2 separate regions of the Homo sapiens genome follow, and region 2 is linked to region 1. A link is an interaction called in ENCODE POLR2A ChIA-PET data of the cell type or tissue named here. Cell type or tissue: PC-9. All regions are shown on one strand. Each heading gives the region's core, and the rest is flanking DNA. Links, peaks and the distances in the headings are about the cores only. Region 1 has its middle 250 kb from the start of ANKRD50. Region 2 has its middle 150 kb from the start of ANKRD50.

Evidence for each region. ChIA-PET counts read pairs that join two places held together with the same protein. Peaks named below come from ENCODE experiments on the same cell type or tissue, not always from the same donor. Only the 100,000 strongest peaks of a DNase experiment are listed, where the experiment ranks them.
Region 2: POLR2A ChIA-PET joins it to region 1 with 5 read pairs; 2 of 35 experiments call an interaction of 5 or more read pairs at or near these places.

Annotation. Positions count from the first base shown.
Region 1 is chr4:124,957,681-124,972,975 of GRCh38, reverse strand. No RefSeq gene overlaps it. Among named protein-coding and RNA genes, the nearest start is that of ANKRD50, 250 kb to the right of the region's middle. In PC-9, for the core only: no CTCF peak of the experiment used is centred there; no DNase peak of the experiment used is centred there.
Region 2 is chr4:124,856,207-124,871,501 of GRCh38, reverse strand. No RefSeq gene overlaps it. Among named protein-coding and RNA genes, the nearest start is that of ANKRD50, 150 kb to the right of the region's middle. In PC-9, for the core only: no CTCF peak of the experiment used is centred there; a DNase peak (open chromatin) is centred at 8,281.

The DNA.
Region 1 (15,295 bases), core at 5,934-9,933:
CTGGATCAGAGAGATAAATAGAGGCACATTGTCAGATTTCTGTCTGAAAAGGTTTTGAGAAAAAGAAATGCCAATTTTTAGAATTTTATTTCCTTCTACAAAGACTCACCAGACAAAGACTCCTTGATCTACAGTCCATGTAAACCTTTATTTCCTCCAGAAAATTCATTTCAATTAATTAAGGGTCAAAAGAGTATATTCTTGTCTCTAAAACAAATGAGAGTTCATTTTCTCTTCTATGAAGGTTTCAAACTTCCTCTTGTCACACAATTACGATAAGATGTGGATGGCATGTTTCTTCTTCTTGGTTTCTTAAACCATAAATATATGGTAAAGGTCAAGATTGAATGTAGTTGTTGTATAAACATCAAATGTGCTGTGGGTATACCATAAAACAGATTTACACAATCCATAAATTTGTCTTTTATACTAATTACCAGGTTACAAAGAACAGCATCAATTCACTGAGGAATTAGATTCTATTCAATCTGTGACAAATGGAAAAATGTTGATAATTAATAGAATATAATATACGTAGGAAGTATAAAAACAAAGCAGTCACGGCCGGGCGCGGTGGTTCACGCCTGTAATCCCAGCACTTTGGGAGGCTGAGGCGGGCGGATCACGAGGTCAGGAGATTGAGACCATCCTGGCTAACACGGTGAAACCCCGTCTCTACTAAAAATACAAAAAATTAGCCAGGCGTGGTGACAGGCGCCTGTAGTCCCAGCTACTCGGGAGGCTGAGGCAGGAGAATGGCTTGAACCCAGGAGGCGGAGCTTGCAGTGAGCCAAGATCACGCCACTACACTCCAGCCTGGGCAACAGAGCAAGACTCCATCTCAAAAAAAAATAAAAATAAAATAAAAATAAAAAAACGAAGGCAGTCACTAACTAGGTCCAGCCCAACAAAAAGGGGAGACTACACTGAGCATGAATACCAGTAGATAAGGAAAATAGAGAGCTATTTTGAAGCTGATTATCATAGTCATTTAACAAAAAAGTTAATTTCAAAGAGTAATGTATTTATCCCAGTGTAAGTTTGGACAGAGACTTTTGTACAACAGTCTATGATTCAATTTTTCGTATATATCTGAGGAGTCTATTATTTTTAAATAACTTCCTGTATTTCTAGGCTCTTAAAGTTATTTGTAGATAGTTCCACAATACAGAATATATTTTTATTACATATCTAACACCTGTTTGAACTTATGGATAGGAAGCTACACTAAAATGGACATCAAATTAAAATAAATAAATAAATCCTCTTCCCTAAGCTAAGTCCATCAGAGAAAAGTATAATAGGGTAAAAATAGCATAACTATATAATGTTTGGCCCTGTCTTCACCTACTTTCTAAGTACTACAGTATTCTTCATCCCAAATTATTGCAAAGTATTTCTAAAAGACCTGTGTAGCTGTTTTTGGTGTGAGCTACAAACCAAACTTTTTCACTTCCACTTGGTTCCTACAGTTCCTTTTTACCTCTTAGATTTCTGTGATTATTTCTTATACTGCTCCTCCTAAAAAGAAGCCATACATATATGGCTAACAGGGAACTAAACCGAGCATGAATACCAGTAGATGAGGAAAATGGGGAGCTATTTTGAAGCTGATTACCACTGTCATTTGACAAAAAAAAAAAAAAAAAAAAAAGTTAATTTTATCACCTCTAGTAATCCTTGCTCACGTCCCAAGGAAGCCATGGGGGCCAGTGTGAAGGTGCTGACTTTCTGCTGAAGATGTTTCTCCCGTTGCAATTCTGGTACATGTGCCTCTGGCAGAAGACACTTCATACTCTTTATGACCCATTTATCATACATTTTTTTAACCACTTGCTTATACTATCACTGAAGCATGAATCTGTAAAGACCAGAGGATGATCTGAATAGAAGATAGCATGCTGTTTTTAGAACCACCCTTCTCTGTGGACACTGGCCCATTGTCTTCAAACACCTTTGACTCTTTGACTCTCTCTTTCCCTTCTGACAGGCTTTTGTCCCATGGATCCTAGGTGAGCTGCCCCAACAGTCCTTCAGACTTCCCAAAACATGCCTGTATTCTAGCAGAAACACAGTGTATTAATCCATTTTCACACTGCTGATAAAAACATACCTGAGACTGGGCAATATACAAAAGAAAGAGGATTAATTAGATTTACAGTTCCACATGGAACTCAAAAACAAAACCACACACCTACAGCCATCTCATCTTTGACAAAGTAACAAAAATAAGCAATGGGGAAAGAAATTTATTTAATAAATGCTTATGAGCTAGCTGGCTAGCCATATGCTGAAGAATGAAACTGGACCCCTACCTTTCTATATATACAAAAATTAACTCAAGGTGGATTAAAGACTTAAATGTAAGACCACAAACTATTAAAATCCTAGAAGACCATCTAGAAAACAACAACATTAACATAGGCCTTAGGAAAGAATTTATGACTAAGTCCTCAAAAGCAACTGCAACAAAAACAAAAATTGACAGGTAGGACCTAATGAAACTAAAGATCTTCTGCACAGCAGAAGAAACTCAACAGAGTAAACAACCTAGAGAATGGAACAAAATAGCCACATACTACGCATTTGAAAAAAGTCTAATATCTAGAATTTATATGGAATTTAATTCAACAAGTAAAAAACAACTCCATTAAAAAGTGGGCAAAAGACATGAACAGACTCTTCTCTAAAGAAGACATACAAGCAGCCAACAAATGTATTTAAAAAGCTCCACATTACTAATCATCAGAGAAATGCAAATCAAAACCACAATGAGATGCCATCACATACCAGTCAGAATAACTATTATTAAAAAGTCAGAAAACATCTGACCCTGCTGAAGCTGTGGAGAAAAAGGCACACTTTTACGGTGTTGGTGGGAATGTGAATTAGTTCAGCCACTGTAGAAAGCAGTTTGGAGATTTCTCAAAGAACTTAAAGCAGAACTACCATTTGACCCAGCAATCCCATTACTGGGTATATACCTAAAAGAAAATGAATCTTTCTTCTAAAAAGACACATGCACTTGTGTGTTAATCACAGCACTATTCACAATAGCAAAGACATGGAATCAACCTAGGTGCCCACAAATGGTGGATTGGATAAAGAAAATGTGGTACGTATACACCATGGAATACTATGCAGCCATAAAAAAGAATGGAATAATGTTCTTTGCAGCAATATGGTTGCAGCTGGAATCCATTACCCTAAGCACATTAACTCAGGAACAGAAAATGAAATATCACATGTTCTCATTCATAAGTGGGAGTTAAAGAATGGGTATTCATGGACATAAAGATGGCAACCATAGACAGTGTGGACTACTAGAGAGAAGAGGGAGGGAGAGAGAAAGGCTTGCAACAGTAACTATTGGGTACTATACTTGGTACCTGGGTGATGGGATCAATCATACTCCAAACCTCAGCATTATGCAATGGACCCAAGGTAACAAACTTGCAAATGTACTCCCTGAATCTAAAATACAAGTTGAAAGTATAGAAAAATTTAAAAAATGAAAACTTCCTACTAACATCCTTTGGAAACAGTTGAATGAAATTATTAAAAGCATGAAGATCATGTTTGCATACTTAAACATTAGTGCATGAAATAAGATTATGAATTGAGTTTTTATTATGTAAAATAATGACTAAATTTTTATAGCACTGTTATAAACTGAATAATAGAAAACAGAGCCCTTGACAGTAATCTCAAAATATGGTAATTAAGAAGTTGGATGGTTAAAACAAAGATAAAGCACAGTCCTGAATGTTAATGTTTAAGCTGAGAATCCTCTGCTGCAAACTCCAAATAACGAGGATAAAACAGAAAGTCGATTATCACTATAGCAAATTATTTTGCATTTCTCAAGGCAAGTGTTTCACTGACAATTAGGGCTTATTAGGGAAAAGGTTAGCTTTTTTCCTGAACTATCTATCCTTGGAGTAATTATCCTTTTCATTTCATATGATTTCTCATGTCAGTTATCTACCTGGTCTCACTCCCTTCTCCTATTCTGGAGATACATAATGTTCTGCATGTAGTAGATTGAGAATTCTGAAACTGTAAAAACTCCAGCATTAGGATGGCAGAAGTCAGGCAGGGCCTGATATGCCTTCTCACCATCGCCCATTTAAATACCATAAAGACATTTAAAAATGAAGGAAGCTCGAAACAGTTTTGAGCATAAGAATAATGCCTATTCTTGGATAGTCTTCATTAACTTACTTAGCCCAACTGAAACCTCTTAAATAAAAAGGCAGAAAAAAGCAAGTAAGAAAACAACAAAAACACACACACTAAGTTTGGGCTGCAGGGTTGGGTGTGGGCTGGGAGAACACCTGTTTTTGTGAATCCAACCTCTCTATTCTGCCCATAGTATAGCCTTTCCAAAGCTGAGCTGGAGCTCTGGCACTGAGTCCCTCTCTTTTTTCCAATTCTAACATATTTCATGTACCTTAGAACTGTGGCATGGGGACAGCTATTGACATTAATGTTATTATTATTAACAAATATTTTGTGACTTCTCATGGATATGACCTGGGCATACAAAGAGAACTTAAGTCTCATCTCTTTCTTAAAATAATTTAGACTTAATGTTAATACATTTTCAATTAAGGACATGTAATTTCCCTATTATTAAATAAACATCAAACTCTTCTCTAGGCTTCATACAATCTTGCCCTGTTAAATCTCTCACAGTTTTGTCTCTACTCCTCAACTTCCAGAAAGGCAGGATATAAAAATCTTCCAGGAAAGTGTGATATAAACTTTAAGCATCACCTCTTTATCAGGAACTAAAAATAAGTACTTGCAAAGAGGAGCTAAATTGATGTTTTATTAATTCAATGATCCTTTCTTTTGCCTCTCTTTAACAGTTGACAAATTATGACTCTAGAAGAATAAGCTTTTTTTCCTTTTATGTATGTCTGTGTTTCCGTGTATCTATATGCATCAGATATATGTAAATTTTGACCCTACGTGTACTGGCTGGGATGCCTTCACCACCAGCCCTTGTTGTTTATCAGAGCTACTGTGTGAAGAGAGAGCCATGAGATATAATCCTCTAGGTGGCTTTGAGTGCTATGAGCTTTGACAGTTACACAAATTTCCTATTTTCCCCCACAAATGCTTAATACCATTTGTTCCTAAATTGAGAATTGCCCAAATGGGTGGGCTATGGTTGTATTCCCACCCAAATATATCAAATATAGTCATCTTTCAAGTGATTGTCATAAGGCTGTGATGAATTCCAAAATAAAGATAGAAATAAATAGATAAGAAATTTAACCAGCATCTGAAAAGGGAAAAAAAAACCACAAAAAGGAAGCTTAGAGGAAAAATAAATTCTAGATTCATATTAATTTCCCACTCAGAATTACGAGCTATTGTTTAAAAGTTAAATTTCCCTTTCCTTTCTTAAAATCAAAAAACATTTTATCTTTTCTTGCTGGTACTTCAATTCTTACTCTGAACTTAATTTACCATTCTACTACTTACAGGATTTGTAAAATATAATTTTTATACTTGGATTTCAACCACACTTGTAATTGAACTGTAAAAGCTAAGCTTTCATATCATCAAATAAATTAAGTTTCTGTGAAATAGAAGGCCTGTAGTTGTGACTGAATCTTGGTTTGCCGCTTGCTTTATAAAAGATAAATAAAGAAATTATTTTTCAGTTATTTTACCCTTACAATAAAAAATATTAGGATAAGAGAGTATGAAAGGCATTTAAAATACTGAATATTAGCAATGCACAATTAGGATCTAGCTATGGGGCACACTGTAGTCACTAAAAGCAGCATAGGCCTGTGTGCTCGGACATTCCGAAAAACTAGGAAAAGCCTAAGGCATGGGGTTTTGAAGAAATGTATAAACTCTATTATTCATTCTATTATTCATATAATTTCATAAACATCTGGGTCTACAAAGCTGTTGTCTGAGATTAAAGATGATAATAGAGGTGTCATTTAGGGGAGCGGAGCATCTACAGGATGACATAATCTAGATGAAATTATTGTCATCAAGGCTCAGTTATGCCCAGCTTTAAAGTGCAGAACCATCCCAATATTGCAGCCAGTGGTGATTGGTCTTTGAGAAGTCAGATCTTACCAGCCAGATATGAAAGAAAATAGAATTAGAATTGTCCAGGAAAAGGAATGATCATGGTCATTGGAAAACCGTTTGCAGGGAGGCTATTGTGGTAAGCCAAGTTACATGGAGGATGTTATATTATGAACATGGAGTCAGAGGAGGAGGAATGAGCTGAATGACTCAGTGGCTACTGTCATTCAGCTCCTTACCTGATACTTTCCTTTCTACTGTGGTTCTATGGCTGTTGCATGGAATCAACAATAATTAGAGATTTTATCAATACAACTCCCCTGGATACAGCTGAATAAATACCCCCTCTCTGATTCTATTCCACCCTGACCTCCCTTCTATTTAGATAAGTTAATTACATTTATGTGTCAAGTCTTTTGCATCCTGCTTCTCACCTGGGAGATGGATTTTTTTTTTAATTAGAGTGACTGAATTTATTTACCATCATCTATTATGTGTTTACTAGTTTTTCTGAGTTTAAAAGTACATTAGTTATGATGTTATTTACTAAAATAAAAGGAATTGGATTACATATTTGCTTTAGAAGAGATACACCTTTTTTTTTTTTTTTACTTCTTAGAGAAAGACAGCTCTCCTCTGTCCAAATCTAATTCTTTCATCTTTACGCCAGATCTTATGTTGTCTGGTCTGCTCCAAAATTTTGCCTCCATCATTTACTTTTGTCTTATTCTTCATCTTTTCCCTCTTTACAGGTGTTCCCTTCTAAAATAAATTAGTTTAGCTCTCTTACACTTAAAAGAAATGATCCTGGGGCCTTTTACTTCCCTTCTAGCTTGAAGCCTCTTTCTATGTCAGACCTCCAAAAATATCAGTCTATGTCTCCATTTACTTACCTCATAATCAGGTTTCAAATTTAATACCACTCCATAAAAACTCTTCTTTATAAAGTCACCAATACTTTCCTAACTTGCAAAATCGCTTTGTTCATTCTGTGGCTTTGTTCACTAGTGACTATTCCTTTCTTGACCTACTTTGGTTTTTCTAAAATGCACCAATTTTTTAACTTAATTTGACCATTGCTCAGTGTGTTTCCTGCTAGGCTTCACTTCCTCTCTTGCCCTTTAATTTTCACTATTCCTTGGAGTTTTATCCTTGTCCTTCTCTTGTGCTACTTATTTTTCCTGAGCAATCTGATTTATTGTTATGACTGCAACCACCAGCTTTTCACTCACGACAGCCAAGTCATTATTTCCACCTAAGCTCCAAATCTATGTATTTGACAGCCTATTTGACATCCCACCAAGTGAGCAATTTATATTCAACATTACAAAATGAAGTATATATTTTTCCTCCAAACCTCCTTCTTGTGTTATATACCCAGTTTCAAAGAAAGACATTTTCATTTAACCAAAATCATCTGAAGAAAATGACTAGAAGTCTCCTTTTCCTTTTGCCTCTCCTTTGCCTCTCATACTGAATTAATTGCATACATATCATTGAAAAAGATATGGATGTACCTTTAATCAGTTCCTTTTCTCAACTTTCACCACTATTTCTCATGCCCCACCACTTCTTATCTGGCCTGTTCTAACTACATCCTAAGAGGTATTCACCTATATGAGAAAAATAAATCGACACAAGTGTTAAGGACAAGAAAGCAATACACTTTAAAGTGCAATTAGAGATAATAAAGAAGTGTGACCTCAACATCTAAAACCATTTAAAGTGCCCAGAAATCTAATTTGCCACTGTTTTGATCACTGGAGCTTTTTACTGACATCAGGGAAAAGAAATAAATTCTGAATTAGACCATCCATTGTTCTGTGATTTAGAGTGACTCCCATTTACCCCTTTGAGTAATAATTTAAGGCTTTTATACCATTGCTAGCTCTGGGTCAGTGTGAAGTATTAAACAGCAGCCTCTAATAGCATTTCTGAGTCTTTTTAAGCTGCCATTAAGGGTTCAAAGCCGTACTCCTGTCTCTACACTTTTATTTGTTTTAATTCTCTAAAACGTGTGTATCTTCCATGGTATTTTCATCGTAAATTGCAAGGTCGGAACTAGTTTCTGCAGTCTGAAGTTTTAACATCCATTAGTTCATAAGATCCAATTCATGCACTCCAAATCATTAGTCTGTAAAATACAGTTATTTCTGTATGAGAAATCTTATGTCTTATAAATGTCTTTGAAGCATGATCAGGTTATACACCCTTACTATCATTGATATAAACTGTGTGATTAAAAACTCAGGTATGGCCAATCTCTTGGAAAACATGCTGGTAAACATGAAAGAACAAACTACGTATTTATAATCTGAAGAGTTAATCTTTTCTGAGTTTGAGGTTGTTTTACAGGATTGACCTCTCCGAAGCATTTTACAAGATTATGATTTCACAGGATAATACAGACTCTTTGTCCCTGTTCCATCCTGGAAGCACTGTCCTTTGGGCAGATGGCACCATAGACCCAGGGTTAGTCTGTAGCAAAAACAAAATACTTCTTCAGCTGGGAGCAACACATCATCAAGATAAGATCAACTATCCCTTTGTTCAGGGAAAGTGCTTCAGCCTTTACAATGTCTGCAAGGCCAATCTTCACTTTATAGCCTTTCTTTTACAGTTGAACCCTTGCTTCTATTTGTATGTTGATTCCTCTGATAATTTAAAAATATTTCTTAGAGGGCAAAAGCCAAGCAGTCCACTAGAGTAATTGAGATAGAAGGGTTGAGTTTTATTTCAATTTCTGTTCCGGAGCATTTCTTACTCAAGAAAAGAACAAACAGAAAACATGAAGTCCTCTATCTAAGGGTTCATGAACAAACATAAATTGCCAGCAAAATGGAAAAAATTGCTATTAAAACTCTCTATAATTTTATATGTAAACGTGTATAAACACAGGCAGGGTGTAAGCTGCTATGCCTCCTGTCTAAAACTGCTTTAAGTATTTAACCTCCTGAGCTATAGTTCTACCCATTGAAATAGGTCCTGTGGTACGTGCTAAAATGTGAAATGAAGAAATATCCTTTAGCCTACCTTATGCTTTCTACTTGGTGTTTGATTTGCTTGGTAGAGGACCAAAAAGAGTACCTATGGTTGAAAAGTTCACCAAATTATACCTAATAGATAAAAACCTAAATCTCGAAATTTGACTCTGAATAAATTCTTGTCAATGATTATGCAGTTTTATCTGGTAAGTAATTATCTAATTTACCTGAATGATTCTATTGAGATCCAAAAAGAAATAAACCAAAACAAACAACAGAAAAAACCCATATTATTCATCTTTATGCCACCCAGACAGTTTTGTTTTTCTTCTTTTTTTTCTAGCCTTAATACCAACCTACCAGGGTTCATTAGCCCTATAATGTCTCTTCTTTCTTAAACACACAATGATTATTAGTTTGAGAAACCTAAATACATAAAACAAACTTCTTCTGGGAGTACTGCTTGACAATTTAATTACAAAAAGCAAAGAAACGTTTTAAACATTGTCAGACTCTTGTTCTAAATCCTCAACCATCTTATCTCTTCTCTTAAACTAACATCTCCTCTAATAACATCTCGTTTCTTAAGCTAACAATTTCTAGAAGCAGCATTTAACTATACAAGTGAGGAACTATATCTTTGCTGAGCATCTACTCTGTGCCAGAACCTTTACATATATTGCCTCATTGAATGCTTGTAAGGACTGCAGAAAAGTAGGTGCTTAACTCTGCTTTATATAGAAAATGAGATCCAAAAAATGAAGTCCTTGCTGTGCCATTAGGAAACAAAGAAGCTGAGAAGGCAGTCTGGGTCGGCCTTGTACCAGAGCCTGTGTTATTCCTATTTTACCCCAGTGAAGCACACACAGAGGAGATGCTGAGGTTAACATAATTATTTTCCTCATGAATTCCAGTGAGAAATAAAGCTGGATTAGACAGGCCTCACTAGAATAATATAAGGGAAGGGACTGTTCTGCTGGATCATATGGTTGTTAAACCATCTTCCTGAAGTATGTATGTCACATGTGGGTCAGCTCAAACTGAGATCCAGGATGATGGGGAAAGGGATCAACTGCTCATGTCAGTGACCCTTCTCTGCATCAGTTGTCCTATGAGCCCTCTTACAGTCTCAACTATTTCTTGTTCTTAACAGCAGCTATTTTAAAACTCTAATAAAATAACCTCCTTTTATCTTCTACTTCAAAGAAAATAGAAAATATTAGACAAAAACTTCAACTTTCTTCTTCTGACCCTACATGCTTATTCATATGCAACTATCATTTCCTCCTTTCTCCCATTACCATATGATATGGTTTGGCTTTGTGTCCCCAACCAAATCTCATCTCGAATTGTAATCCCCACGTGTTAAGGGAGGAACCTGGTGGGAGGTGGTTGAAACATGGGGGCAGTTTCTTCCATGTTGTTCTCCTGATAGACTGAGAGTGCACGCGAGATCTGATGGTTTTAAAGTGGCAGTTTCCCTATGCACTCTCTCTCCTGCCAATATGTAAGATACATGTGCATTGCTTCCTCTTCACTTTCTACCATGATTGTAAGTTTCCTGAGGCCTCCCCAGCCATGCAGAACTGTGAGTCAATTAAACCTCTATTCTAGTTTGTTATAGCAACGTGAAAATGAACTATTACAGAAAACTGATACCAAGAGCAGGGTACCACTATAAAGATAACCTGAAAATGTGGAAGCGACTTAGGAACTGGGTAATGGGGAGAGATTGGGACAGTTTGGAGGGCTCAGAAAAAGAAGAGAAGATGATGGAAAGTTTGGAACTTCCTAGAGACTAGTTGAATGGTTTTGACCAAAATACTGATAGTGATATGGACAGTCAAGCCCAGGCTGAGGTGGTAACAGATGTGGATGAGGAACTTATTGGGAACTGGGGCAAGGTTGTTCTTGCTATGCTTTAGCAAAGAGACTAGAGGCATTTTGCCCCTGCCCTAGAAATCTGTGGAACTTTGAACTTGAGATAGATGATTTAGGGTATCTGGCAGAAGAAATTTCTAAGTAGCAAAGCAGTCAAGATGCAACCTGAAAGTGTTCAGTCATGTATGTTCACAAAAAGCTTATCTAAAACTGGAAATTGTATTTAAAAGGGAAGTGCAGCATAACAGTTTAGAAAATTTGCAGCCTGACCATGAGGTAGAAAAGAAAAACACATTTTCTTGGGAGAAATTCAGCTGGCTGCAGAAATTTGCATAAGTAATGAGCAGCCGAAATGTTAATCCCCAAGACAATGGGGAAAATGTCTCCAGGACATTTCAGATATCTTCATGGCAGCCCCTCTCATCACAGGCCTGGAGGCCTGGGAGGGAAAAATGGTTTTGTGGGCCAAGCCCAGGGCCTTGCTGCTCTGTGCAGCCTCAGGACACGGTGCCCTGCATCCCAATTGCTCAAGCTCCAGTTATGGCTAAAAGGGGCAAAGGTACAGCTTGGCTCATCGCTTCAGAGGGTATAAGCCCCAAGCCTTGGTGGCTTCCATGTGGTCCTGGGCCTGCAGATGTGCAGAAGACAACAACTGAGCTTTGGGAGCTTCTGCCCAGATTTCAGAGGATGTATGGAAATGCATGGATGTCCAGGCAGAAGTTTGTAGCACAGATGGAGCCCTCATGGAGAACTTGGGCCAAGGCAGTGTGGAAAGGAAATGTGGGGTTGAAGCCCCCACACTGACTTCCCACGAGGATACTGCCTAGTCAAGCTGTGAGAAATGGGTCACTCTCCTCAAGACCCCAGAATGGTAAATCCACCAACAGCTAGCACCAGCATCCATCTGGAAAAATCACAGGCACTCAATGCCAGCCCATGAAAGCAGCCACAGGGGCTGTACCCTGCAGAGCCACAGGGGTGGAGCTGCCTAAGGCTGTGGGAACCCACCCTTTGCATCAGCATGCCCTGGATGTGAGACATGGAATTAAATGAGATGTTGGAGATTAAAGATTTAATGACTGCTCTGCTGGATTTTGAAATTGTATGGGGCTGATATCCCCTTCATTTTGGCCAATTTCTCCCATTTGGAATGGGAACATTTACCAAATTCCTGTAGCCCCATTGTACTTGGAAGAAACTAACTTGCTTTTGATTTTACAGGCTCATATGTGAAAGGGACTTGCCTTGTCTTAGATGCAACTTTGGGCTTGGACTTTTGAGTTAATGCTGGAATGAGTTAAGACTTTGGCTGTTAGGAAGACATGATTACTTTTGAAATGTGAAAAGGATATGAGATTTGGGAAGGGCAGAATGATATGGTTTGGCTCTGTGTTCCCACCCAAATCTCATCTGAAATTCCCCACATGTCAAGGGAGGGACCTGATGGGAAGTGATTGGACCATGGGGGCTATTTCCCCCATGCTGCCCTTATGATAGTGAGGAAGTTCTCACAAGATCTGATGGTTTAAAAGTGTCAGTTTCCCTTGCATGCTTTCTCTCTCTTGCCACCATGAAAGACATGCCTTACTTTCCCTTCACCTTCCATGATGATTGTAGGTTTCCTGAGGACCCCCCAACCATGTTGAACTGTGAGTCAATTAAATCTCTTTTCTTGATAAATTACCCAGTCTCGTATACTTCATTATAGCAGTGTGAAAATGAACTAATACACCATGTAAAAGTTTCCCACCTTGCTTCTATATTTCTGTTTGCCTAACACATACAGCCTTCTCTGGGACCACCCTCCCTAATATACACACTTTCTAGCCTGTGTCCTAGATGGCCACCACCTACAACAACATTTAAACATTTTTCTTCCTTGTAATAAAACAAATAACCAAATCTACATCCTCCTCTAGCTGTTCCCCTTATTCTCTCTTCTATTTTATAATCAAATTTCATAAAGAGTCATCTACAAGCGCTTTCTCTACTTGTATCCTCTAGTTGAGTATGCAAACTTCTGAAATCTGACTTCTGGCCATGCTACTCTGCTGAAACTATTCTTGTTAAAGTCACAGACAAACTCATTACTTTTAAATCCAAAGAATATGTCTCCAACAACCTTTACCCTCCATAGACTCTAGGCTGAGTCTCCCTTCTTCTGTCACAGACTCTTGCCTTGGCTTCCATATCCCCAAACACTCAGGATTGTCCTCCCAGCCCTCTGGTGGCACTTTCTTTACCGCATTTATATTATAATCATCCTCTAACTCTGAACAGGTACAAGGCACTGGGAGAGATAGCTATGAAAATGAAAATTTTTATAATGCTTGCTTTAGGCCTTATATGGAGGGACTATATATATATCTATATATCTATATATCTATATATATATATCTTCCACATGGTTGGGGAGGCCTCAGGAAACCCATATATATATATCCCTCCATACAAGGCCTAAAGCTATATATATATATATATTTTTTTTTATGTACATGTGTATATATAGAAATATATATGGGAGAGAGTGAGTACATGCTATGAGGGAATTCTTAATGGCTACAGTAAGATTAATAAAATATAGAAAGAAATAGATATGAATATCTATATATAGATACAAATATCAATAGCTCAATAAAGTATAGTCATGTGTCATAAAATGATGTCTTAGTCAATGAAGAACCACATATATGATGGTGGTACAATAAGATTATAATACTGTATTTTTACTATCACTTTTCTATGTTTTGATATGTTTAGATACACAAATACCATGATGTTATATTGCCTACACTATTGAGTATAGTAACATACAGGTTTTTAGTCTAGAAGCATGGGCTATGCCATATAGCTTAGTTGTGTAGTAGGCTATGCCATCTAAATTTGTGTTCATGCAATGATGAAATTGCCCAGTGATGCGTTTCTCAGAATGTATCCTCATCTTTAAGCAATTCATGACTGTCATACAAATTAGAGACAGCTCCTAAGATACCTATAGTCTGTTGTGCTATAACACATATTTCCCTAGCACAAATGAATTCTTACATGATTGGTAAGTAGGGGAGATGATGTCAGTGTAACAGGAAACTGAGTTGTTTCATTATCAATTTTGCCCAAGCAAGAGAGGCTGGTGTAGCAGAAGTAGAATTATAACTGTGTTAGAAAAGAAAAAAAGCTTTCAACTTGGCTACTGCACAGGTAAGAACATTTTTAGCTATATTTTAAGAAAATTAAAAGCAAACTCTAGCCCGGAGCTCTGATGCTAGAGCAATACTCCTGGGACTGAGGCCTCTCTCAGCAGGTTGTATTTTTACCAAGGAGCACAGACCTTCATTTGTGTTTGCATTATCTCAGCGGCCCTCAAGCCAGCATTTCTACTTTATTGTTTTTGCACCTATTTGATGTTGCTGAAGTGGCATCCCTGAACTAAGTTGTTTTATGACATGTCAATAATTGTTTTGTTATTGCTTTGGTTACAAAGTTGCATTTGTTTGGGGGAAATCAGTCCCTAAGCTTTATTGTTCCCATACACCTTGTGATTTTTAGTACATGATTTTGCAAGACACAAAGATTTCTGAAATGCACAGCCATCCCAAGGCACTGGGATGAGATCTCTCCTCTCTCTCTCTATACACACACACACACACACACACACACACACACACACACACAAACACACCCACACATATGTATATATACATTTCTCTCTATATAAGGCCTAGTGCAAGCATTGTACAAATTTTCACTTTTCATAGCCATCTCTCCCAGTGCCTTCATACTTGCAGATATCCCAAGTATGTCTTTTTAAATTTAATGGAAATTAAGCATTAATCATCTTGTATTTTATTATCAAACATATGCTTGGATTGTATGATTTTATTTCAAGAAAAATTTAGAAAGTGTCATTGTATTAGCCTGTTCCCACTCTGCTAATAAAGACATACCTGAGACTGGGTAATTTATAAAGAAAAAGAGGTTTAATGGACTCAGTTCTACATGGCTGGGGAGGCCTCACAATCATGGTAGAGGCAAAGGAGAAGCAAAGGCACATTACATGGTGGCAGGCAAGAGAGCATGTGCAGGGGAACTCCCTTTACAAAACCATCAGATCTTGTGAGACTCACTCACTATCATGAGAACAGCAACATGGGGTAACCGTCCCTGTGATTCAATAAGGACTGGAGGGACTCCTACCAGGTCCCTCCCATGACAGGTGGGGATTATGGGAACTACAATTCAAGATGAGATTTGGGTGTGGACACAGCCAAACCATATCATTCACACCTTGTTTTCTTAATACAAATTTCTTTAAACAAGGCCAAGCTCATATACTTTACCTGTCTGCCAGTCCTGAAACATGAATAGAA
Region 2 (15,295 bases), core at 6,727-10,726, 100 kb after region 1:
TAACCCTTCCAAAACAGATGCATGATGGAATATTATTCAGCCATAAGAAAGAACAAAATGCTGTAATTTGTGATAACATGGATGAACCTGGAGGACATTATGTAAGTGAAATAAGTCAGGCACAGAAAGGCAAACACCACATGATCTCACTCATATGCAAATCTGAAAAAGTTGATCTCATAGAAGTAATGACTATAACTGTGGTAACTAGAGACTGGGAAAAGGTAGGAGGAAGGGGAAGATGAGGAAAGGATAGTCAGCAGATACAAAGTTACAATTAGAAAGGACAAATAGGCTGGGTGCAGTGGCTCACCCTGTAATCCCAGCACTTTGGGAGGCTGAGGAGGGTGGATCACCTGAGGTCAGGAGTCTGAGTCCAGCCTGATCAACCTGGTGAAATCCCGTCTCTACTAAAAATACAAAAATTAGCCAGGCATGGTGGCACATGCCTGTAATCCCAGCTGCTCAGGAGGCTGAGGCAGGAGAATCACTTGAACCTGGGAGGCGGAGGTTGCAGTAAGCCAAGATTGTGTCACTGCACTCCAGCCTGGGTGACAGAGCAAGACTCAAAAAAAAAAAAAAAAAAAAAAAAGAGAGAGAGAGAGAAAGGAAGGAAGGAAGGAAAGAAAGAGAGAGAGAGAAAGAAAGAAAGAAGGAAAGAAAGAAGGAAAGAAAGAAAGAAAGAAAGAAAGGAAAGAAAGAAAGAAAGAAAGAAAGAAAGAAAGAAAGAAAGAAAGAAAGAAAGAAAGAAAGAAAGAAAGAAAGAAAGAGACAAGTAAGTTCTGTTGTCCTATTGCACGGTAGGGTGACTATAGTCAGTAAGATGTATTACAAAATAGCTAGAAGGGAGGATTTTATATGTTCCCATCACAAATACATGATAAATGTTTGATATGATGGAATGTGAATTACTTTAATCAATACACAATGTATACATGTATCAAAACATCACATTGTATCTCCAATTATTATTTGTTCATTACAAATAAAAAGCTTTTAAAAGTAAAAAATAATTTCAGAACCGGAAGATTTTTTTTTTCCCAGAATTCTTAAGGCAGAATTCTAGTTTTGCAGGGGGGATAGAATAAGTCCCTTGAATGTAGACGCACACCTATGAAGACATAAGTCTTAGCCAAGCAAGTTTTATATAAAAGTTGTTGATAACTGGGTTTGCATATGCTGAGCACCCGACTCTTGACCTCACTGGATTTCCCAGCTACCTTACTGTAATTCTACACTTGAAAACTACAAAAATTCATTTTGAATGTGCTCAAGATTTTTTTCCCACTCCAGATTGATTCCTAACGTTCTCCAACTTCTTTCTGGCACTGAGCATGCTGTCATTTACTGTATCAACCAAGTTCCTTTCTGTTTGGCTTCAGTTCGGGTTTATGCAATGGGAGATGTATTCGTTTGCTATCCTGCCATAAGAGAGTACAACAGATTGGGTGGCTTAAATAATAAAAGTTTATTTTCTTACAATTTTGGAGGCTAGAAATCTGAGATCAAGTTGTTGGCAGGGTTGATGTTTTTCTGAGGCCTGTCTCCTTGCCTTGTCATGGGATATCTTCTGTCTTACATGGTCTTCCTCTGTGTGTGCCTGTGTCCTAATCTCCCCTACTTATAAGGGCACCAGCCATATTGGATTAGGGCCCACCCTAATGGCCTCATTTCCAGTTACTTCTTTAAAGACTCTATCTCCAAATACAAGTACTGAGGGTTAGGACCTCAGCATATGAATTTTGGGGGACACAAGTTAGCACATCACAGGAGGTACATGTAAAAGATCAGAGAGACATGTTGGGTAATTTTCCCCTTGGCTATGTATTGTCTTCCCTTAGCTGACTTTCTCTAACTAAGAGCATTCCTCTTGCTGGGTGGCCACTCTCCTACAGCTACTTTTTCCAACTAATGGATTCTGGTAACTGCTACCTTCACTTGTCCAGCTGTTAGTAGTGCTAGGTTGCTTACTATTCACTGCTTGTTTTCCCTGGTCCTTGCCATACTTTATAAATAGATCTTTTATAAAACTGTGTCCAATTATCTCTTCTGAATATGCCATCTGAATATTGCCAGGTCTCTGAGCAATAACAATGAAAAAGATTCTGCATAATAAAAAGAGAACTAGATTTTATTGTATAGTTTATATAATAAAAATTGTATATCATGAACTTCAGAAGATAGACCGGGGTTCTGATTTCTAATTTGCTCCTTAGTAAGTTTAAAGTAAGTCTCTCATCCTGATGTTGCTAGGTGAAGGATCTTTGGGCAGAGTTCTTCATTTTCTCAACTTTGACAAGTTTTCCAGTTGTGTGTATTAATACCAGATTCTATTAATGCTATTCTTAAGTGTGGGTGGGAAATAACTTCTTCCAATTTTCTTTGCAAAATGTCTCTCACTAAATATTTATAAGCTCAGAAATCACTATTCTCTATTTGTGTGGTCCTCAAATTTTCCATCTTTCTCTAATTTTAGGGCATAAATTTCTTCAGCGACTGCTTCTGCATTATAACAAGATGCTGTGACAATTAGAAGAGTAACTTTCAAACTGAGAAACAAGCAGGAAATTGTGATCTTTCCTGCAGCACCATACTCATGCCCCTCCTTCTAACTGCTCTTTCCTATACCTGCTTCTATTGGTGAGCAATATACATGATGCACACTCATTTATTTCAGAATAATGATTTCAATTTTCCCAGTAAATATTTCTGGATCACACTTGTTTCACTGGCAAATACTTTTTTTAGTGTACAGTATAATATTCCAAAATAAATATGTTTCAGGTCTCCCAGGAAACAAGTTTCACAAGTTGGTAAATATATGTCATACGCTTTCCGTGGTTTAGTTCCAAGGGAAACAAAAAGGATTTCTTCCTGCTTTAGCCATACTTTTGAGACACTGCATTGCAAGCAGAGAAGAGGGACTTTGTTTTTTAAAAATATGATGAATATTTGATGTTGAACAATGTTATATATTCTTTGACATCATTAGCTTGCTGGAGTTGTATAATAACTGCAGAATTATCTAGATGACATTCACCTGATATATAATGCAATTTTTGAAATAACTGGTTCTTATTCACTTCCACTTGTATAAATCATTGATTCATTTAGAGACATTTTTTGAAACAGTTCAGCCTATGGCTTCACCTATAACATGCCTGCTGAGGGCATGGAATATTCCAGGATGTTGGAAATTATTTTGCTTTCTGCTAACTATCCAAGAGCCACATGGATTCAAACTACAGTCCCTGTAACCAAAACACTCAATGTAATATATTCACAAGAATGAAGCTTCTGTCCCAAAATTTTCCCATAAAAGTAAATCGAAAAACATTGTGTTAACTATGTGAGTGTATGCCAGTCTGTACATGTATACAGTTTATGCTACATGTGTGGTAAGATATAAGGCAATTCCTCATTCATCTTCCCCACTGGGTTATAAGCAACTACAGATGAATACAATTCTGTCAAGATTAGCACCAAGATGATGGACTTCATAATTTTTTTAAATTTTCATTAGATTATTTTATAATTTCAAGATTTGACACTTACCTTAGAAGTGACTTCTGAAGGGGACAGTAGTCCCCGCTTATCTGTAGTTTTTTCTTCAGTGGTTTCAGTTACCCATGGTCAACCATGGTCCAAATGTATTAAATATCAAATTCCAGAAATATCAAACTGAGAAGTATTAAATTGGACACTATTCTAAGCAATGTGATGAAATCTTGCAGATGCCCACTCTGTCTAGACTGGAAAATGAATCATCCCTTTTTCCACTGTATCCACACTATATATGCTACCTACCCATTAACTGTATAAGAAAAAACACAGTATATGTAGGGTTCAGTACTATCTGTGGGTTTAGGCATCCATGGGAGGTTCTGGAACACATCCTCCACAAATAAGAGGGAGATGTAGATACCTCAGACTTATGAATTCTCAGGATACTTTACCACATTCCCAGTGGTCTTTGTTAACCAATGAAAATTGACAATATCATTCTCTTTTCCACACCGATCAAAGATAAAACAGCCTTTCACATTGTTTGACAGAAAATTTTCCCTTGTATTGTACAAAACAAAGGCAGGGGGCAAGCATTAGCCTTAATAAGTGATGACTAAAAACACAAATTCTGGCAAGTGCTGCTCCCTGATCCATTACAGCTTTCATCTGAGGGGCAGCACACACACCCATATAGACTTTGGAGCTGGTCTGCCAAGTTCAAATATTGCCTTAGCCAGTTCTTAACTGTATCACTTAACCAATGACCAAAGTCACTTTGCTGAGTGGCAGCTTCCCTCCTCTCTAAAATAGGGATAATAAGGTACCTATCCATTAGGGTTGTTAAGAGTGAACATTTTAAAAATACTTAAAATTGTGCTATATAAGCACTGCGTAATCAATGAATTCTGATATAGAAGTGATAATCTCTCATCTACATTTTTAAGACTTGAGTCCTGGCAATTTATACATGACTATCATGGCAACTAGCAGTAGCTGGAGTGCTTCTGCATCTAAATATCCAGGTGCTTATCTCAGTAATAGAACCAGATATTTCCGTCCTGTTTGGACAAAATTCCACATTGCTTTAAAGACTCCAAATAGGGAACCTCATTAAGCAGTCAGCTAAATTCTTTACTTTCACAGTTATTCATCTTGGTATAAAATTATTTAAGTTTGTAATTTAGCCAAAATGAAGGCTAAACTATGATACTTGAAATATAAAATCAATAATGTTTTTTTCTATAGGGTTACAACAAGCATGTAAAAGTTAGGATTTTTTTTTAAGATATTAGAATGAGAATACTACTAAGAAAATGTGTGTGGCTTTTTACAAGTTGTTTTTAATAAATTAAGTTAAAAAAAAAAGGGGAAGATAAAAATGTTTTCTTTGCCCCATAAGGGAGAAAAACAAATTCCACAGTGTTCAGGATCTCTCTTTGGAAATATGTGTTTCATGGAGTTAAAATGTTCCATTGATGTGTTGAGATTATTTGGTGTGTTTCTCATCCTAAAGAAAATATTCATCCTATGTCACACACAAAGAATCCTCCCACATAGAAGGAGAAATTTGCCATCAGTTTTTTTAAGCATTTCCTTTCAGACATGGCTTAGCACGTGTTTCTTAATAACTTAAAAGTCCCCAAATGTATTTTCAGACAATGTGAAAATAAGATGATTCTTAGAGGATTACAGAGGCGCAGAACATTGTCTATCTGCATCTAGCAGCCTGCATCTTAATTGTGCTAGAAAAAGTCAAAAAAATGCAATCCTTAAGTTTGTATTGTTTAGAGATGATATCAATAGGCCAAAAAAAACATTGTTGGGCTTATTTTATAAATTTAATGTTTGAGTTAGGAACCCTAAATATTTGAATCATTCAGAGCTTATTTAATTTTTAGACTTCATAGCTTATAAGAATTTCCTCTTTCTAATTACAATAATGCTATCAGAAATATCTTTTTTCACACAAAACTAATATATATTCAATAATGGGCACATGATTAACCTTTAAATAACTTAACTTAAATGCTATCTTTAGCATGTGTATTTTATTCACTCTATGATAGTACAGCATTTGTCAAGATTCCTGAACTCTTAATATAATTGCTTTGTGTTCTGATCCAATACCAATATAAAAATAATAAAAATTATTTTAGTATTGACTACTCTCTATTGCCTGTACAAGGCTAGTTTCTTTATGAGCATAACAAAATACATAAGAATTAGTGGCTTGCTTCTTAATTAGTTTCATGCTATTAAGTTCCTATGAAACACTTTTAATACTATACTATTTTTGTATTAAGTACTTTACATAAAGATAATGCTGTTTCTTTTTTTTAGCTTTTAACAATAGCAACAAAGATGATAAAATATCATGAACTGAAAAAAAATATCTTTTTAATGTTTCTGAACTCAAATATAAATTCATTTAACACAGCCTATTTTTGGGTAGTCATAATTACAATGAGTCTATTCTTGAATTATAAAAAAAAATCAAACATTTTCAACAGCAGCAAGTACAATGACTAGACTTGGCAGTGCACATATATAACCTAAAACTTGTGAGGGAGCTAATAAAAAAAGATTAACTCTCAGAGTAAGCTCTTATTTGTTCTTCAGATCAGCCAGAAGCTAAGTCTGTAGCTGAAAATTAAGCTCCTTAAAGCAGGGTAAAAGGAACAAATCTGAAGTATAAATGATAAAGTTTCCAAGTTTTTGGCAATCTCTTCTCTCCTTTACCTGCATGATAGCCATTTTTTAAACTAAAACTCTAAAGCCTGTCAGTGATAAATCTAACAACATAATTACAGACTTGGCATTGCTCTTACTTTTGTTGAACATCACGACTCGTTGAAATGTTTGCTTGCCTTTCTAGTGAATATGAATAACCCAATGGAATAAATGCAGTGATTGGAAATGAATCTACATCTCCAGTATTAACCTTCCACATGAGCCACAGATTTATAACTTGATGCCAGCTACTACCATGATATGTCCAGCCACTCCTAAAATCTACAGTTTAATGTATTGTCTTCTTCTGCAAACAAAACACCCTAGTCATCGGTCAAGTGTGCCACCTTCATTCTGACTTAGATTTATTTTCTTTAGCCTGTGCCCCCTAATTCCCTTATATATACTAATCAAAATATCCTGTTAATATTCCCTTTTGGCCAATCACTCTCAAATTTACTCCTATACCATTACCGCTATCAATACCTAAACTGCGCTTATTATAATAATAGTTTTAGTTTACTTCTCCACATCTTAAATAATTCTAAGTATGGCTACTATATTAATAGTCATTTCAAAAAGACCAAAAACTAGTATTTATGTCACATTCACCTCATAAGAACTAGATAGCAAGAATCTCAAGATAGCAAGAATCAAATTCTTCGAACTAGAACCAAACGTCCTTCATTAACTGATGCCCTATTAACACAAATTAACTGTTGTAATTTACATTTTATAACTTTCCCGTGGAATTTTCTTCCCAGCTGACCTTCACCTCCACACTCAAGCAAAACATCCTCAGTTGTGCTGTCATGTAAATACACTATGTTAGCACTCTACCTCTGTTGTTTATAGAGCCTGGAATGTCCTCTATGATGACCTTCACCAATTCATACCCAACACTCTTCAGAAAAATCCAGCTTGAAGCCAGGTGCGGAGGGGCACACCTGTAATCCCAGTTACTTGGGAGGATTGCTTGAACCCAGGAGTTCAAGACCAGCCTGGACAACATAGCAAGACCCTGTCTCAAAAAAAATAAAAGTCTAGCTTAACACTCATCAGGTTTAAAATGCGCTAAGCATTCAATAAATATATCTTGTGTAAGGAGCCAAGGAAAAACTTCCCCTCCATCCTCTGGAGGTTCACTGAAAATCAACTGATAAAAGACACATTAATAGGAGAAAACACGTATAAATGTATTAACATTCATAGAAGAGAATCACAGAGAAATTGTCCTACCAGGCAATGAGGTACAGATGGTTATGTTCCCTATTCTTAGGGGAAACAGAAATAGGGAAGCGTGAATGACTTTAGGTGGGGGTAATAAATGATTTTTATTGGAATTCAATGAGCTTGAAGAACATACAATTGCCTGGGACAAAGTCTTTTGGGCCCACAGAGCAGACAATGGTTTGTGGCAAAAGTCTGTCCAGGTTTGTTGACAGACTGCAGTCTTCCTGTGATATGAGTTCAGTTAATGAAAACTCAGGTGTGGAACCAAAGGTAATTGTATTCTGCTTTGGTAGGTCCAGATTTCAGGCAGATAAAAATCTTTAGAGAACATTATAATCCTGTGCTTTGGGAGAGACAGAGCACTGAAAAACAGGAGGTAGGGGATCACAGAGAACTTGAGGCTTCTTCTTCAGTTTAGCATGTCAAAACACCATGTTTTGGGGTATCCGTTTCTGTGCCCCAACACTTGAATACCTACTGTTTCCCTCAGGATATGCAGTAATCTTGGCTGCATAACAATAGAACCTCAGTGGATTAAAATGTAGGTAGGATCACTCATTTAAGCTACATGTCCATCTTAGATCTACAGAGGCATCCGCTCTATGTGATCTTCACTCAGCTGCCAGCCTGTTGCAGTCTAGAGTATTTGGAATCTACCTGCTTCTATGGTGGAAAGAAAGAAATATGGGGAAATCACGTGCCAGATCTGATAGTGAACTGAAAGTGACACACATCATTTTACTCCTCACGTTCCAGCCCTAACTATGTGATACCAAGGTTGTGCAATCCTACCATTTGTTCAGAAGGAGAACTGGAAATATTACTGAGTTTCATCATGTGGCTTGAGATGATAGGTTGCAAGCTGATCTTAAGTGTGGGATATTTTTTCTCTTCACTCTCCTCCACCTGTATAATAATATGTAGTCATCCTGGACTCACCAAAACCCCCACATTATAACAAGATCTCATATTGATAGCTCTAAGCTTCTATCCTGTTATAAAATAGGAGTTAACACAGACCCAGTCATTGAAGCAAGCACCTTGGTAAACCTGGTTCTTAGCTTTTCATACTTCTCAGAGCTTTAGATAAAGAGCTTTAGATAAAGAGCCTGTGGCACTCACTAAAGCAGTAACCCTCTTTCCAGCAACATGATAGAATAGTACTACATGAGACCATGTTACCAGTGTTAGCCGATGACTTCCAGCGTAAAGTGATATTTCACTACCAAGCACACAGTAGCTAATGTGAGACCCTCTAGAGCCCTTTAATCTTAATGCAGATGTCAGCACATATAAAGGCAGAGGCTTCTACATCAACCTTAGTCTAAAATGAACACAAACCTCAATGAGTGAAGACTCCTTATCAGCCTCTGATGCATATGTAGCTGAGCACAAAATCAACTTTTGTCATTTTTAAACCAGTAGATTTTGGAGCTGCTTGTCAATATCATAATCTAGGTTATATTGACTAATATAGATCCTTATGAAAGCTGTAACTCAGAGTGATAGTAAGAAGCTTTTTATTCTTTCTAATGGAATGCTGCAACAAGCCCTCAGTGCTTTCAGAAGCTGAGTCAGGCTTGGATCCCCTGGGATGGGGCATTTTGGATTTTGTTTTCTCCCAGAGTCAAACTCTGGCTGACTTTGTTTGCTTTTGAAGCTAGATCCCACCAGCTCAGGCTACAGTGTGGTGTTTCTATTCCACTTTTGGTACATAAAGATATTTATATTGTTTATGGATATTTATTTTGATGTTTTAAAAATTATTTTACCTCTCATTGATGTGTTTGGCATGGAGAGAGGATTTAAAACAGGCTTTCAAAGTGTCACCTCCTCCTACACTTTTTATGGGTTTCAACTTTCAAATCCTCATGTCAAGTCAAGCATTTGCCAACACTAGGGTAGAAAAATATATTCAAGGTCTATAATAAGTCAGGATTTTTCTAACCAAGGCATTATTAACATTTTGGGTTGGATCATTCTTTGTTGTAGAAGGCTGTCTTGTACATCGTAGGTTGTACGGCAGCATCTCTGGCTTCTACCCAGTAGATTCCATTAGCCATGCTTCTCCATTCCCCCGAGTCTCAACAATCACAATGTCTCCAGACACTGACAAATGTCCTCTAGAGAAAGAGAGCATAATCACTACCAGCTGAGAACCAGCTGAGAATTCAGTGACCTGAATAACTCCAAAAGAAGAGTATCAAAAATGTATTTAGTCATTACTAGAATAATTATTAAGAATAAAGACTCTTTAGATAATTGGGAATATGTATATATTTCAAATTTATATGTGTGTGTGTGTGTATCAGATGGACCCTTTTTTTTTTTTGCAAAAAAAGTTATCTTACCATTTTATTACATATTTCACAAAAAGAGTAGTAACTAACAATTCAAGATATAATGTATTAGTTGCCATAAGCATGCCAGAGAGAGTTCCTGTGGCACATGGGTATCAGTTGGTGTCTTCCTGTGCCTTATTAGGATGGACAACTCATTTCCATTTACCTGGGACTTTCTCAGTTTAAGCACTGATTGCTTAACACCCAGGAAAGCCCAAAGGCAAACAGATGGATGTTCACTGCTAGAGACTTACTGTTTATGCCCCACCCCCAACCTCCCTTCCAAAATTTGTATTCTGAAACCTAATGGCCAATATGAAGGTATTTGAAGGTGGAGTCTTTGGGAGGTAATTAGGTCATGAGCACTCACCCTCATGAATGGCATAAGGTATTAGTACCCTTATGAAAGAGACCCCAGAAAGCTCCCTGACCTTTCTACTATGCAAAATGCAGCAAGAAGACAGCCATCTATAAACGAGGAAGTGGCTCTCACCAGACACTGAATCTGCAAGCACCTTGACCTTGGACTTTCCAGCCTCCAAAACAGAATTAAATTTCTATTGTTCATAAGCCACTCAGCCTATGGTATTCTGTTATACCAGCCCAAATAGAAAAGACAGCCATCCTACAATAAGGGGTAGCAATTCTATCAGTGTGTGCCAGTGGAAAGTTCATGTTAACCTTAAGAATCTGGCTAAATTTTAAGGAAAAGATACTTCTTTATCCACCTCTAGCTCCTATTTCCTGCTTTTTATGAATTTTACTTTTTGCATTAAATCTTAAGGCTCTTTATTAATTTCCTTATTGCCATTTAAACAAATATAGACTTTATACTCTATCTCAAAATAAAAGAGAAAGAAAACGTTCAAAACGCCTTTTGTGTAGAGTAGAATCTCTTGAATTTACACATTTGAATATCACAGAAACATAATTTAAAATAGAATATCAGATATGCCAGCTTTTAAAATTTCCAACATAAATCTGCCATGTTTTACATGCATTTACTTTCTCTTTTCTATTGAACCCCATACCCCAACACACACCCCTGCCACACTCCCTGCTCTTTTCTCTCCTTCTCTTCCTGCTTATTCTTGTCAGAGTATTTTAACTCATGAGTCTATTTCCGTAACTCTGGAAATCTATCCCCTCAAGGTCTCACTGTTTTCTTCAGTTATTCTATCAAAGATTCTTTGTTTTCTATGCACAAACAGAGACTTTCCTCAGATGAATTCTGGAGTGTTTAGTAAAATAATGTTTCTTTCACCTTATCAAACATGTTATATGAATTTGTAGAAGGAAGAAAGTGTTCTGGCTAGCGATTACAGAAGACATTTTTCCCATGAGCAGAAACAAAAACAACAAAGGCACGGTGGTGAGATAAGGCGTAGTCTAGCATGGCTGGAGAGGAGGATCTGTGGAAGGAGATATGTTTAGAAGATTAGGTTGGGAATACTTGAGAGAGGTTAAATGCCAGTGATAGACTTGGGAATATATTTCATAAGAAGTAAAAAACCACTGAGTAATTTTAAGTAATTAGATTAAAACTTCTATATATTAAAACTTCTATATATTAAGCCAGCAAACAATTATCCTTCCTTTATTTCATTCACTTTTATATTACCTTCTTATTGGTTAACCTAGAATATATGCTCAATATTTAACACTGTAATAGTGCAATTGCCTCTGTGGTAGAAATTTTACATTATCTTTTCTCTTTCCATTGCCTAGAGTGGTCTGAAATTGATATAAAATGTAAATTAAGTTTCCTGAGTAATCTTTATCAATTAATGTTATTATCAGAAAATTTACCATCCAATATATTGTGCATTCCTTTTTTATTTGAAAAAAAACCATGCTATTATTAGGAACCCCAAACAAAATGCAACTGAATAAAAGAAAAACTTCTAAAGTAGTAATACCACCTAGTTTCTATTTTCCCTCTGGCAAACCAGACTTTCTCCTCTAAAAACAAAATAAAGTATATCAAGGTAAGGTATTTAAAAACTTTACATTTCATGTACTCTTAAGCTTTTCAGGGTAATATTCAGTAACATTTTAGATTCTCATTTTCCATGTCAGAGTTCACATGGGATTTCATTCAGAAAATAATTGAAACCATTTTCTGTCTATAAATTACCAAGCGTACTGTGGAAAAGTTATTTGCAGTCTGTTGAATCATCAGTCAGCAAGAGTTTTTGCTTCTCTCTGATTTTAGTTCTTCGTCAAGGAATCATTTTTGCTGAATTTTGTATTATATATATGTAAAATATATACACACACATGCATACCTCAATAATGAATGTTTTTACCCTCTTGCTACTTTTGGTCTTTTTTTCTGTCCTTTGTTCATTTATATACATAATTTTGAGCTAGATCTCCAGAAAATATCATACTCATTTTGTTAGCTGAATATCACTAAGCTTCCAGTGTTTTCCATCTGCATGTGTACATTGTTTCTTACAATAAATGAAACAGAATAAAATTAAAAATACAATACTGCAAAATGTACCCACAAAGAGACCAAAGTCTTACACCTATATCCGTGTTCCACATTCCTTTAAATAAAAACTCAATACTAAATTTCCCCTTAAGCAAAATTCAATTGAGAAAGAAAACAACACATACTGCATTTTCCTAGTGTCACTGAACTATAAAGGAATCACCATTAAGGTACTCATATTGTGTTAAACCTTTTTTCTCCCTAACAATTTACTTTAATGGATAAAAGAGAAAGAACGAAAAAAAATTTCCATTGCCTCACTAATATAATTACTAAGCATCTGCAATGGCTCCAAGGTAAAAGCAATAAAATTATGACAAATATACAACAAATATATGTGGCCAAATTGCTTGAGAGATCCATTATATGCAATTTTTTTGTGTTTCTTTATGTAGGTCTGACTTTCACATAATAGGGCAACAATGATTATTCTTAACATTACCAGGTTTGTTCCCTTAACCAGCTCATAGGCTAAAAATTCCACTTTCTCAATTAACCTTTGAGAGCACCCAGAGCCATTTAATTTGCTATTTCTGAAATGTTGCTTGTTAGGAGAAAAAATTGCCATCCTCATGAACCATTTGCACCCATGCTGGCAGGACAGGATTCCGGCATAGTTCCATCTGGGCCTAGCTTATTTTCTGAATATCTCTTTCAGTTAGTCTTTTCTTTGTGTGCTAGCATCTTCTTCAAGCTGTTTCCCAATATTGTTGGAAGGTGGAGACTAGCAGCTATTGGGGGCAATATTGTTCATATCTCAAGAGCAAGCCAGCAGTATTAATTTCTACAATCACCAAAGTCCTGAAATTCACACTGATTGGACTGTCCCTGAATCAATGCCCGTGATCAGGCAACTGTAACATGCTCACTTACTAACCCTGGATTATCTGAACATTTGGCTATTGCTAGTTAGATAGGAAGAGCCTGACTGGTTTAGATAAAGGATTCACGCCAGGGCTAAGTGTTGAGCTAAACCCACCAAATGAAATGCCGCTACACAGTGGGACACAGAGAAATTGGCTGTTGAGAGGAAGGCACACAGTATGTTTTTGTCACTGATCAGGTTTTCCAAGGCAGATTCTGAGAGCGAGGTTTAGTTTATTGGCATCTCTAATAAACTGTTTATTAGAGAGTTCCCTTGGGATCAACACCTGTAAAGAGAGGGGAGGAAAGCTGGAGTGGGGAGAGCAGCAGGCCTAATGACAGGTTTTACCGACCCTATGAAGACTTCTGAAGCCAGAGTCATCCTTCAGTGGGTCAAAGGGTCAGACTTTTATTCTCCCATGTAGATCAGCCACCAGATGTGGCGGACTGGGAAAGGGGTGTGACTTTGGTAGCTCTCAGCAGGTGAGGCAATTCCTGAAGCGCTGAGAGCACACCTAGATGCTGGGGCAGCAAGTCCTTCACCAAAGGGAAATGTGGGTAGTACCTCCCCTAGAAACATGTGACACGTGAAACTCTGTACATAGACATGTATGCATATGCATATAATGCACTGGTTAAACTCTGAAAACTCATTATTTTTCAAGATGACAATGCAGCTCAGAGATTGGTTTTATTAATTCTTCCAGCTGATCAGAGCTTGATTGACTCAGAATGTAACATTTTTCCTTTACTTGTACAAGCATTCCAAGTTAATCTTAAATCTTGAAGAGGCAAAACACAGGGTCAAAATTGATATTGGAAACATCGGTCCACTTTACGTTTTAGCTTTGCAAGCCAAACACGAGTTTTTGGGTTACAAAACAAAACAAAACAAAAAACAAACTATGCAGCACCATAACATCACCCTCCCCCAGACTAATAAAATGAACAAAAATAGCTTTAAATCAAGAAGAAAAAGAAAAAGAATTCTTTTATAAGCAGCAACCAAATAAGGACACAAGAACAAAGTGAAGCCATAAATCTCAAAAAGCAAAGTTAAAAAATGAAACAGAAGAGTCTAATAGGATAGTTGTCAGCTCCCTTGCTCCCCAAAACAACACTGAAAAAAGGAATGACTACAAAATCCTCTGAATTCTCACTAAAATCTTCCATTTAGAAAAATGTAGACTGGACTGGGCGCAGTGGCTCACGCCTGTAATCCCAGCACTTTGGGAGGCTGAGGCGAGTGGATCACGGGGTCAGGAGTTTAAGACCAGTCCGGCCAAGATGGTGAAACCCTGTCTCTACTGAAAATACAAAAATTAGCCAGGCTTGGTGGCAGGCACCTATAATCCCAGCTGCTAGGGAGGCTGAGGCAGAGAATTGCTTGAACCTAGGAGGCAGAGGTTGCAGTGAGCCAAGATCGTACCATTGCATTTCAGCATGGGCGACAGAGCAAGACTCCATCTCAAAAAAAAAGAAAAAAAGAAAAATGTAGACTGGGGATAAGCCCTTTTAATATTTTTTCTTCCCTTACTGTTCTGTATAGTTTGAATTTTTATAATAAATTAACATATATTATTTAAATGACTATTTATGTAAAACATCAAAATAAGAACTAAAAACTTACTCTATGTGTCCGTTAAATAGTACCTACTTAAAATTGTCAGCCTGATACATGAGAATGTGAGGGCTGATCTTGGCCAATGTATATTCTGCTAATTGATTTGCTTCAATAGATAGGCCTCCAAAAAAAATGTATTTATTTATTTAGAGACAGAGTCTCACTCAGTTACCCAGGCTGGAGTGCAATGGTGCAATCTCAGCTCACTGCAACTTCTGCTTCTCGAATTCGAGTGATTCTCCTGTCTCAGCCTCTGGAATAGCTGGGATTACAGGCACATGCTACCACAACAGGCTAATTTTTGTATTTTTAGTAGAGATGGGGTTTCACCATGTTGGGCAGCCTGGTCTTGAACTCCTGACCTCAAGTGATACACCTGCCTTGGCCTCCCAAAGTACTGGGATTACAGGCATGAGCCACCATGCCCGGCCAAATTTTTTTTATTTAAAATGAGTAATAGAAATTATATATCAGTTTTCTGCAGGAGCTTATTCT